2 separate regions of the Mus musculus genome follow, and region 2 is linked to region 1. The links are chromatin contacts, found by Hi-C or POLR2A ChIA-PET in ENCODE. All regions are on one chromosome and are shown on one strand. The core of a region is the stretch at or near the end of the contact, and the rest is flanking DNA. Distances in the headings are between cores, read along the strand shown.

Region 1 (6,206 bases), core at 1,399-3,898:
AAACAACTAAAATCTATGCATGCATATGGCTACAGATTTCTTATCATAAATGAACCCTTTGAATGCTCCTCTATTGTTTTGATGTCATATAAAGAACATTCATAATTATATGAAAGAATATTAGTATATTCTTGAACATTATTATTGTTCAACCAAAAACATGTTGAATCAGAATAAATGCAGAAGTAACTACAATAACTCAATATTTTCTATTAAGCAAAAAAAATACACAAGCAATATCATTTTATTAACTATAATTTGCATTTTGGACCATATAGTTGTTTTTCATAAACTATGTTGTTTTAACGTGTATTTATTTATCATTCCTTTAAATTATAAAAACAAACACAACAGCACTTTAAAAACAAAAAAACCCAAACCTACTGTGTGGGCTCAGGCCTATGCCAGTGCTCAGAAAGCTGAGACAGAAGGACCTCAGGTATGAGACAGACCTGAGCTACTTAGGCTCAACAACCAGCTGGGGCTAGCTCAGTTGGTAAAGTGCTTGCCTAGAATACACAAAGCTCTGGGTTCTATTCTCGGGGATGCCAAAGTGCCCTAGAGGCAGGGAACATCAGAAGCTCAGAGTCACCTTAAGCTACACAGAGAATTCTAGAATATCCTGGGATACTCCAGATCCTGTCTCTAAGGAAAAATGAACAGACTTTAGGTTTTGTTTTGTTTCTTTTTTAAAGTTTTAAATCTGCAGAAAAAGAAGGGAAAGCCCAGAGTGGCCACACAGTTAGGTAGTTCCAGGCTTCTCTATTACCAAGTGTTGTGTTAACGTAGCACATCTGTTTTAGCTGATGAGCTAGGATTGGCTCGGATGTTGACTTCTGAGAGGCCAGGGGCCAAGGTTGCCCAACGAGTCTGGAACAGGACCGATGCTGGGAACCAATTCACACCCACATACTCTAACCAGCTCTTTAAATCATTTTTCTTGCAGAGATGTGTGTAGATTAATGGGATAATGGCATAATTGTTCAGCTGCCCTACCTGAACACAGCTGGTGGCAAAGCTCATTTGACTAAGCACTTTGGTTGTGTTGAGCATTTTTGATATCTGTTCTGGCTCCATCTTAACCTTCCTTCAGCCTCGTGTAAACCCGTGGAAAAAACCAGCCACGTGGCATAGCACATGTATCATTAACTGGTTTATACCTTGAATCTTCCCTCAAAGTGGGGAGATGGGAGTAAGGTCACCAACACTAATGTAATGCTTTGGAGTTCAATAATGCTTAAATTCCCAAATAAAGATGACAAGATGGTTCACATGTTCAGCCATTTCATTCAGTCTGAGCACAAGCTTCGACTCTCCCAACTGCAGGTGGATAGGACATCAAGAAAAAGCCAAATATGTGATTGATCTTCCAACATCTGGAAAAAAAAAAAAAAAAAAAAAAAAACCTAAGAAGCGGGTACCTAACCAGGCAGGGTGCAGCTTGGGATAGTGAAGGCTGTGTCTGTTTCCAGAAAGACTGCCCTGGAAAGTATCTTTCTCAAGCGGCTGGCAGTTAACAAATCCTTTAAGTAGAACTTCTCAAGTCAGTTCATTGTTGTTCCCAGCTTGCCAGTTAACAACCTGCTGCTGGACCAGCTGTGTGGTTCCGGAGTGAGTCTGACAACACCCAGCCGGTTGGTTCAAAGGGTTCATAGATCCAGTACTTGGGTGACCTGATCTTGCTAAACTGCTACAGAAGGAAACTCCTTCTGAGCTGTTGGGAGTTCTTTCTGCAGTGGGCCAAGCACCAGCTTTGGAGGGCCCTCTGGACTCCTGTTAGGAAAGCAGACTTAGGAATCCCAGTCCGTGTTACAGGATCCCCAGATTCCTGGCCACAATAAAGCTGGAGTTGTCTCGGTGAGAATCAGGACTGACTCCTGGTGAACCGAGAGCAATTACCCATCTCTCTCGCATCTGCTCTACTTCCTTTACGTCCAGAAAAAGAGGTTACAGTTACAAGTGCTATAGGACACGTCCCCTTCCAGTATACAAAACATTTCCCTGTGGCTATCAAAAAACCCACTTGGAGCAGAGAAACTCAACAAGGAAAAGCAGCTTTCAAAAGTTCAGATTCCTGTTTTCCGCTTCCTGTCCTGGGATCGCACGATAGAGTCGCAATGATGAGATCCACGTGGAGCAGGTTCTTGGGGTGTCTAACATTCACCGCCGTGGGGCCCCTCCTCTTCAGTCCCGGGTAACTTTCTAGTATCTACGATCAGAGGGAAGAGTCAAGTCATCTAATAGCGCCTAGGCCGGTGGCAAGAAGACCCAGGAGAAGCACACTGCTCTATGGATTCAGAGTGGATCTAGGCGGTAGCTGGGACTCCGCGCACCCGCCGCTCTCAGGGAAAGCACAGGGCAGGGCTCCGAGGGGCGGGGCCGCGCATCCGGTGGGCGTGGTTTGGGTGGTAGCTGGGAGAGGGCGCGGCATGTAGGAAGCCCGAGCAGGCTGTGGGCGGGGCTATAATGGGCGTGACCAGGAGTCGAGTAGGCGGGGTTTGGGTATATTTGAGAGCAGACGCTCAGTCTCCGCAGGTTGGAGGAGTTTCTGGGGGCGGGGCCAGGTCCGTAGGAGGCGTGGCTTTACTCGTGGAGGCGTGGTTATATATTGGGGGCTGGGATTGAGGGCGGGGCGGACCGAGCACAAGGGTAAGCGAGACCGGAGAGCTGGTGAGAGCCGGCCGCGCCTGGGGCGGGAGAGCTCACCGTTGTTGGTTTGCTGGTGATCCGAAGTCGTCCACCCCACCCCCGCTGGGACCGAGCGCCCCCGGCGGAGCTCCAAGGGAGGCAGGCGCGTCGCCAGCCCCTTGCCGGCCCTCCCCCAGCTCGGGAAGAATGTGCCACCAGCTGTTCTCCTCCCGGGAGCACTTCGCCCAGAAGTGAGGAACTTGGAGGAAGGAGAGACAAAGGCTGTGGTTGGGACAGAGGAGGTCCGAGACGCGGACAAAAGGTGCGGAGGAGCAGCAGCGACCGGGGGATGGCAGAGCGGCGGCTCCGCGGGCTGGAGTCGCCCCGAGGCGCACCGTGACACGCGTGGCTTCCCGGGACCTGCCGCTGCGCTGACTTCCGCGACTGGAGCCGTGCCGGGAAGGTGCGGGCGCCGGAACAATGGACAGCTTCTTTCCCGAGGTGAGTGAGTGGCGGGGAGGACCTGGCTGAGACCGGGACCCGGACCGGCACACCGAGCGCGCCCCAGCGCCTGCGCGTCCCCAGGAGGGGAAACTTTGTGGGAATCTCCTGAAACCCCACTCCCTCCGCCGGCCCCGAGTCTCGGATGAGTAAGCCTAGGCAGGTTTGAGTTTGTCCTGCGCTCGCATGTCCCCGGGCGTGGGTGGCTAGCTGACACTCCGCGCCAGGTGAGTCCCCGGGCGCCGGGTGGGGGAGAGCTGCGGACCGGACGGCTCGGGTGCAGGAAACGCGGTAAAAGGCGCAGCCGGGAGGTGCCTTGCTCCAAGAAAGGTCTGGGACTTCCTTTGCTGAACGTGCGGGCTTCCTGTGGCTTCCAGAGGAGCCGGCTAACGAAGTGTGAGCCGGCCGGCTGGGTCCTCGGTCACTGCTTGCCCTGCCTCATTGGGCTTTCAAGTCTGGGGTCCTTACTTTACTAGTACTGCTCAGGTCGGGTTTGCAGATAATTCCAGAGTACGAGACCGAATGATCTTGTTTTTAATGCCATTTTTTTTGGCAGATCTTGAATTCGAGTTTAAATAAAATTTGTTTAGGGCAAACAATGGTTATTTTAGAAGATGAAACCGATGCCCGCTTTAGGGTCTTTGAGGGCGGGACACCACAGTTACTTGAGACGGGACTTGAAAGTTCCCTTTTCCCCCAGGGATGGAGAGCCGCTCTGGTTTCTTGGCCCCGATTCCTTTCTTGGTTGTGTTTATTTAATAAATTCTGTTTAAGTTTTGAGGTTTGAAGTGGCTCAGAGTAAACTTAGCTGACTTTGAGAGAGGCTGATGAGATTTTTTGCTGAAAAGTCAGGGTGAGGTTTTTGTGAATCCAGGACAGTCTTGGAATCTTCCAGCAAATCAGAGTGGTGAGAATTTGCCTGTGCTTTGGCTAGCTTGCTTTGTCAGAGTTAATTGGCTATAGTGTTTCAAGGTCTGACGTTCACTTACTGTACTCTCAGACAGCTACTTATAATGGCCACAGTGATGTATTGTATAATGTTCGAATTGACTTTTACCAAAGTGTTTGTCTCTGTCACCCTGAAAGGCATCCTGGAAAGACATTAACCATCCATTACTTAAAAGAAGGGAAATATATAGAAAATAGAGACCTCAGAAATATATAGAAACTAGAGACTCCTTAATGGCTTTTTAAATTCGTGGGTGTTTGTTTCCTACCTGTATGAAGGCAGCAGGACTTTTGAGTTGGTCTACAACAGTAAATTACCGCTAGGCTGGGTTTTTAGTTGCTTTTATCTATAAGAAGAATGAGGTTTTGTCTCTAGGGAAAATAGTTCTTGACTTGGTGATCTTTTAGAAAACTTGTGTGTGGTTGTTGAAGGGCCACCAGTCTCCCTAAGCCTGAAGACCAAAGTCTCCCCTTGGGTAGAACTCTGCCCCCTAGTGTTAGTGGCGGAAACTTAACCCTAGCACTAACCCCTCTAAGTTATGGGACTATTCAGTAATTCCAAAAACTCCTTTTCACCTGTGTTTCTCTGTGAGGAGATCTCCGTGATTGGAATAACAGTGAAGTTGTCTTTACTGGTTGCCTATTTTCATTTTTCCTCTTTCTAGTGAAGAATCTTAACCCAAAGATTAGTAAGTTACCAGCCCAAGGTTGAAGAATGTGTTACTGGAGGCCTAGCCTTTCCCCTTTGATGCCGGTGGCTGGTATTTCTGGGATATACATATACATATACATATACATATACATATACATACATACACATATATACACATACACACACACACACATATATATATATATTGCTTTTAATTTGCTGGCATGTTTATGTTAACATCATGATTTCTAGTGTTTATGTTATCATAGTGATTTCTAGTCAGCTGTCAGCATTCTGCCCTCCACGTAGCGGCGGGGCAGGTGAAAAAGCTAAACAGTGATGTAGTGATGGGAGACACACACCTGACATAGAGCCTTTTACCTTAATGTCTGAGAACACCGTCAGTTGTCCTGAGAAGGTTTATCCAGTTAGACTGGAAAGCGCTGGAATCACATGGTGTCCAAGGGCAACTAGCTTCTAGGGACTGATTGGTATCCAGGAGCAAGCTAGCTTCTAGGCCTTCCTTAACACTAAGCAGTGTTCTGCTCTTTGTTAACTTTTCTCTGTGATTTAGAGATAACGACCTGTTGCTTGTTAGCCAACAATTTGAAACTCATGCTAACAACTAAAAAAGAAATTAACCGAGTGAGGCCTTACATGTGTGAGTCAGATAACAAGGAAGTAGGAGACACTTGTGATTCTGTGTGGCTGCTGCGTAGACCACCTTTGTCATTGGGGGCCAGGTACCTCTTTGCTGGAGGGGCTGTCTACGCCCATAGCACAGAGAGCAACATCTCTGACCTTCACTCACTCAAGACATGTACCCTTCCCCTCAACTTTCAACACCCAGAATGTGTGCAGATGTTACTGAAGTCACTACAGCCACAAAACAACTCCCAGCTGAGCTGCCCTGAGAGAAGCAGTTGCCTCATGGTCCTAATTCCTGTGTGTGCGCTTCTTGTCTGCACTTGCCTGGTTTAACTGGGATCAGACATCCTGTTAGGGGCCAGTGGCCAGGGAAGCTTGCAGGGCTTGTGCCAATCAGCTGACACTGCTGCCTTTAAAATTCGCTCCAGGATTGGCGAAAGGGAGTGTGCCAAACTCCCCAGTCAGGTTTCAGTTTCTTCATGGCCTTCATTAAGTTTTTATGACTTCTCTTGAGTTAATTGTGTGTGCTCATGCGTAGGAAAGCTTGTGTTTTCTGCATTTCTTGTGACATTGTTATTAAAGAGTTGACTTCAGGCAGAAACTAGGTTTAGGTATGTCTGTAACCAGAAGCAATTATGTACAATAAAACACACACACACACACACACACACACACAGAGTGAGAGAGAGAGAGAGAGAGAGGGAGGGAGGGAGAGAGAGAGAGAGAGAGAGAGAGAATAGCAAAGGTTCCGCTGCAGAAATGACAAGACTGTTGTGCAAAATCGTTGAGGTTTTAAGTGGGCTCTGTGTTCCCATCCCCAGAGCCAAGG
Region 2 (6,206 bases), core at 1,133-3,632, 58 kb after region 1:
TGCCTCCTTTTTCTATTTACAAAACAGGCCAGTTGTGCTTACAAACACCCACGAGTTGCTGTATAAATCTTGACCCTGGTGCTTATAATTACAAAAGCAGCCCCTCTGGTGTTAGCTCACCAGGTGCCACGTGAGGCACTCAAGGCGCTCCTTTTGCCAGTGAGGCGCTAAGGCTGGAGGAGGAGACGGGTTCTCTCTCCTTTTGGAAGCCTCAGTCAGAACTCCCGAGGGTAGCTTTGTGTCTGAAGCTAGCTTTCCGCTTTGTGGTGCTCATTTTGAGGTAGCCTCTTACAGTGTAGCCCAGGCTGGCCTCCCGTTCACCCTCTGTGAGCCCCATGCCTGCCGTGATGTAATCATCTAGTTCTTCGTGCCACCTGGTGTTAAAGAACCACAGGTAAAGCCAGGAGAGCAGGCAGGGGAAGTGAATGAAGCTCTGGAAGGGGAAATGTACAGAACTGTCCCTCCAGAGTGGGGCTCCATCCCTCCTGTCTCCTCCTCTGGTCAGAACCCCAGGATCCCAATGAGCAAGAACAATGTCCACCCACTCACCCCACCCTTGCCTGAGGTCCAGAGTCCCCACCCTAGGCTCAGACTCCCTCCCCTCTTGCTTTACTGGAACGATTCCTGGATACCTTTAAAACGTTCCGAGAAAGGCGCCTTTTGAAGAGGCCTTTCTTTGGAATTTGGTTTTAAACTATCCCTGTGGATACATTTTTCACGAGCTTGTTGAAGATGAAATGTCTGCAGTTTGCACCATGGTTGATATGTTAGGTGATTTTGATTATACCACGTGAGTTTCTGATTTAAAGAACAGCCCCAAAGGGTTTTTTTTTTTTTTAAAGACTTTAGAGGAGACTTTTGCAATCTGACATAAAACTTCAGCCCTGATTTTGGAGGTTCAGCGCAAAGCTGTTTTAAAGTTTCCTAATGCAGAAATTGTATTTTAGGGGGTGTTCTTTAAGGGAGCTGCTGTTTGGATGTACCAAGTGGTTCACGGAGTGATTTTGCAATAATTAATGCCATTTCGGAGTCTTCCGGAGAGAGTAACAGGGTAGCTCACCCTGGAGAATTGAGCAAGTATCTCAGACTCCTGGAATGATCCTCTGTTCTGAAATAGACCCATCTTTCTGCCTAGGCAGAGTTCATGGTCTCTTGATCCAGGCATCTGCTTTTGCTCTTGCAAATAGAGCTAATGACAGATGTAAACTGGCTGAGCCCAGACAGCCACTCCTGTGACAATGGATTGGAACATATGCTGTCCTGTTTCAGGGAGCTTTTGTAACCAAGAACTCGAAAGGGACCACGCCTCCCAGGAGTGCTGCCAGTTCCCTTGTAGATGGCAAATCCTGGCCCATTAACCCAGTTTCTGTCTTCAGTGGAGGTACCAGGGAGGTTCACCTTGCTGCTGTTTCAACTCTAGCATTACCTGGTCCGCCCCCCACCCCGACCCCGATATATCTGAACATATCTCATTTAAAAGATGCATATAATGTATTTATAATGAGAACTTGAACATAGCTCATTTTAAACGTTTATTCTAACTCGTCTCTTGTTTTGCACCATTCATTTGTAATCACCGTTCCTTGGAAAACAGTAAACAAAGTTTGCTGGAGGCAGCAAAAGTGAGCTTGGGATGTCGGCATCCCAAGAAGTGAACATCTGAAACTCCAGGCGTGGTTTGGGTGCCCAGTTTGGGATGCTCTTTGCAGAGATGTAAATACCACAAGGAAAATAAGTCCTATAGCCCAAGGAAAGGCATGGTCACATTCCACATCATCGGCTCATTGCTAGCTCAGACAGAGATCCTAAAATAGTTTGCAGATGTGGCTTTTAGGAAAAAAGAGCAAAAGTGTCTACAGCCATATTTTAGCACCTAGGATTTGATTCATTAATAATAGTCATAAGCTTGAGCTATGGTCTGACCTAGAAAGAAATAGCTTGTCTTTTAAAAGATCTTTGTATGATAGCTGTGTGTATGGGTGTGTGCTATATGTGCATGGATGTGTGTAGATAGAAACACACATGCTCATGTGTGCAGAGGGCCAGGGCGTGGCTTCCACCTTATTCCCTTGACACTGGTTCCCTCTTGTCTCTGCCTCCCAAATGCAATATATAGTCTCGTGTCTGAGAAAACGGCAGCACTTTCTCCTACCTCTAAGACGACCGACAGATCAGTAAGGTCTGGAGAGTGGGCGCTGTGGAAGAAGCCTGGCATGAGGGAAGCTGAGTGGGCACAGCTAGGAGTTTCTCCAAGAGGCCTGATGTGAATGCTATCACTCAGTGTCGGGAGCGGATGCTTTCCTCACCCTGGAGAAGAGAAGAGGGCTAGCTGACATCCAAGGGAGACTGACACCAGGATCTCAAGTGCAGTGCACAGTGTGTTGGCAGCCCGTGGTGTGACAGACAGCCTCTGAGAATGAACAGCTGCCTTCCTTCCTGTCTGGCGAGTTCTGAAGCCATAGATAAACACCAAGGGTCTCCGGGGACCCTTCTCCTGCCTCTTCTGCCTAAGCAGGAGAGCGTGCTACTGGTAGCTCGTCTGTAGGAGAGAATGGCTTTCTCCGTGACATGCGGAGTGAATTGGTTAGTTTTCTGTGGCTGTGTGGTAAAGCACCAGGGCCAAGGCAGTGTAGAGAGGGGAGTTTATTTGGACTGACAGTCCTGTGGTCCATCCTAGCAGGGGAGTATGACAAATGGCAGGGATGGTGGCTGGAGGCGGAAGCTAAGGGCTCACATTCTCACTGGCAAGTGTAAGCAGAGAGAGAATGAGAAGTGGGGAGATGTCTACTCCCAGGGATGTATTTCCTCCAGCAAGGCTTCTAACCTTATAACCTCCTGTGACCTCTCCACATTGCACCACAGACTGAGAATCAGACGAGATAACCAAGCTTACGGGGGAAGTTCTTGTTCATTCCTCCACACAGAGACACACAGTGACCAGTTAATTTGCTAATGTAGAGTATCGTATTTTTTAAACGTAGGCTCTGGGGCCTGGTTAAAGCATAGACATTAGGCCTAGGATTTGGACTCCCAGAGCCACGCACGTGCTGGGTCGGCACGGCAGCCTGTAATTACAGCTTAGGAAGGCGGAGAGGAAGGGCACCAAGAATGTAGTCTCCATGATGTAGCTGCAGTGAAAGCCATGGGTCTGATCAGGAGTCCTTGCCTCAAAGGACTAGGCTGGAGAAGAGATCCAGGGTGACTCTGATATTAGCCTCAGGCTTCCACACGCACACACACAAACATCTGTATACCTCTGAATTTACTACAGACTCTAGGTTCTCCTGCTTGAGTAGTGTCAAAGGGTTACTGTAAGGAGATGCGACAGCCTGATCTTTCTCAGCAACCACATGACCCACAGTCACGTGTGCCTTCTGAGTTTTAGGATGTCATTTGTAAGCATCGGTTCGTTTCCTTTGATTTTTCTCTATGGCATCAACAGGGGAAAATTTCAGATCTGAGGACATGACTTCTCAGTGTCAACTGAGTTAGGTGGACCAGGTGATGTTCCTAAGGCCACTGGTCTGCGTTTGAGTGTGACTTTTTCTTAAGAAATACAAAGGCTGAGAAATACCAGTAACAAAATCATCGGAATCTCAGAACTACTCTTTCATTCTCTCTTGAGAGGCTTTAGCTCCAAAGAGTAAAATAGGCCTCCTAAAGAAACAGAGGTCTTGGGGTTCTTCTCTAATTGAGACATCTGCAGTTGGGGTGTCGGTGAAAGTTGTCTCTTCCTGTGTGAACATGGTGCAGCCCAAAGCGAACTACTTCCCAGGAGCCTACAGAAAAGCGCTGGCTTCTCAAGCCCCTAGGAGGGTGCCTGGCTCCTCCACCTTTGTCACCAATTCTTCAAGTTCATCGAGAAAAGCTGAAAATAAGTATGCAGGAGGGAACCCAGTCTGTGTGCGCCCAACTCCCAAGCTCAAAAAGGCATCGGGGAATTCTTCAGGCTGTCCCCTAAAGAGTCTAAAGAGGAGAGCCAGGTTCCTGAAGAAGCAGGAAGCAGTGGCTTAGGAAAAGCAAAGAGAAAAGCTTGTCCTTTGCAACCTGATCACAGAGATGATGAAAACGAATAGAATTTACTCATCTGAATAATGTCTCTGGTTTTTCTACATTACTTACGTGTAAATTTACGTGTAAATTGGATAAATGAGTTTGTCCAATTGGCTTGTTGATGGGAAAAAAATTAGGGTAAAATTTAGCCATTCAAAAGAAACCAGCTATAAGAGTGGAGAATTTTTATAATTTGTAAATTTGAATTGCATGCTTCCACTTATGCCCTATGCTCTCCTTTTTACCTGTTAAAGCTTCTTCTTAAAGCCAGCGTTCCCTGGCACTCTACTTGCTACTCTACGGTCTTTGCTTAGATTTTTGTACTGATGCCATTTTATGGGCATTGATTATGGAAATGGCGCCATATTGTTATGGCATGTTTGCTTTAAAAATTTGACTTAGGCCGGGCATAGTGGCGCACGCCTTTAATCCCAGCACTTGGGAGGCAGAGGCAGGCGGATTTCTGAGTTCAAGACCAGCCTGGTCTACAGAGTGAGTTCCAGGTCAGCCAGGGCTACACAGAGAAACCCTGTCTCGAAAAACCAAAAAAAAAAAAAAAAAAAAAAAAAAAAAAAAAAAAAAAAAAAAAAAAAAAAGAAAAGAAAAAATTGACTTAGTCTTTTTTACATTAAAATTTTCAATATAAAAAAAGAAAGAAAGAAACAGAGGTCTTACACTGTGATGGTTTTACTAAGGGCAACGTAGGGAGCAGATGAGACCTTTGCCAGCTACTTCCCCTCACCTTTTCAGGTGGTTGCCTTAAGCCATTTGGGCCATGGCCTAAGCTTGCCTAAGCATGGCCCTCCACCCCCTCCCCCCGTCCCCCATACCCCCACTAGTGTCCCTTTTGGGTCTTACATCTGTAACCGACAATGTCTCGTATTCTTCCTTCAGAATTCTTTTTAAAATCTGTGTGAGCAGCTAGAGGTCAGCATGTTGGATTTACTGTGTGAAGCCAACATAAATAAGAAATAGCTTTGTGCTGCGTGTCCGGTGGTCACTGATGAAGGCATTCTCCGTACTGATGTTGGCCTAGGCAGGACAGACTACAGCTCCTGGGATGTTAATGGAGGCCAGTTAACTTCTCGCTCGCCTAAAAGCATTCCTTTTTTGTCTTACAGAAATTCTGTACCTCACGTGGCCATCGGGATCAGACTCGTTGAGTAAACAGTAGAAATGTCAGCCCCTTCAGTTACTCTGGGGAAAGGGAATCGAAGCCATCTGGCCTGTGTGCGCCTTTAGTAGGCTGGCTCTGAAGACAGCAAACGAGCCTTTGTTTTTTGGGTCAAAGCAGATGTGCTTAGCCTGCCATCTTAATTTCTTTTGTATGGTTTGGCATATATTTCAGCTGCTTTGAAATGTTGAAAAGCTTTCAAACCAAATTGGGGAAGAACAAAATAAATTGATTTTTTTTTTCCATAACTGAGTTTTCCAGTTCAGATACTTCGTGAACAAGTATCTTCAGAAATGAATACATTTATTTAACACCATTTGGATGTTTCTCCAAATTTATTGTCTTTTGGCTAGATGTTTAATGTGTGTCTGAAGTGCACTAGACATTGGTTTAGCATTCATGAGAGAAAAATGCCCAGTGCTAAAATATTCTCATACTGGTGTTCTATGGAGGAAAGACTAGGCAGGAACAAACCCCTACAATTTCTAGGTGTGTCCCCCAACCCTGCCTCGCCTTTCATTGCTAACAGGTGCTTTTGTAGGCCAAGTATTTTGAGTCTGCATGGACAAGAGCATCATTAAGAAATGTTCCGTTTGAGCTGGCTTTCGTGTAAACCTGCTTCTCTTAAAGCCGTGCCATCTTTTGGATCTATTTCTTTACCCGCTGAAAAAAAACATTTTAGAAAGGTGGGATTAAATGTGTGCTGTTCTTAGGGGGCAAGAACCATTAGCCGCATCTAACATGCACGGGATGCGTGGCAGGCTTCGGTTTGTTTTTGTTTTTGTTTTGTTTGTTTGTTTCCCAGCTACTAAAATGATTGATAAAGGTTGAGTTGGTGCTTTCCTATGTGGAGTTATTTATATCCTCCTGGGTGATATTCCTAAGTTACTATGATGCACTTGGCAAGATGACAGCTGGGTCCTGCAGTGTCAGCGGTGGTGTCCCCGCAGACACTGACATAGATCGGGTCGGCTTCTCT

Evidence for each region. A loop is a pair of places that touch in the nucleus more often than their neighbours do. ChIA-PET counts read pairs that join two places held with the same protein, here RNA polymerase II (POLR2A).
Region 2: a map of v-Abl transformed pro-B cells shows a loop between it and region 1 (2.5-fold over the local background). The contact joins the enhancer-like site here to the promoter of Myo10 in region 1. A Hi-C loop is called at or near these places in 4 of 37 maps with a recorded cell type or tissue (gastrocnemius, heart and v-Abl transformed pro-B cells). POLR2A ChIA-PET finds 5 or more read pairs at or near these places in 3 of 5 experiments (Patski and embryonic stem cell).

The regions. Positions count from the first base shown.
Region 1 is chr15:25,619,902-25,626,107 of GRCm38, forward strand. It overlaps Myo10 (myosin X), which reads left to right and starts at 2,649. Exons shown (of 41, transcript NM_019472.2): 1 at 2,649-3,129. The coding sequence starts at 3,109.
Region 2 is chr15:25,678,054-25,684,259 of GRCm38, forward strand. All of the region lies in intron 2 of Myo10 (myosin X), which reads left to right. It also overlaps the pseudogene Gm2862. Among named protein-coding and RNA genes, the nearest start is that of Myo10, 59 kb to the left of the region's middle. Within about 2 kb of position 2,383, at least 1 of the 3 ENCODE cell types and tissues checked has a DNase peak (open chromatin) inside an H3K27ac peak, as active enhancers do; it is heart, where a contact is called at or near this core.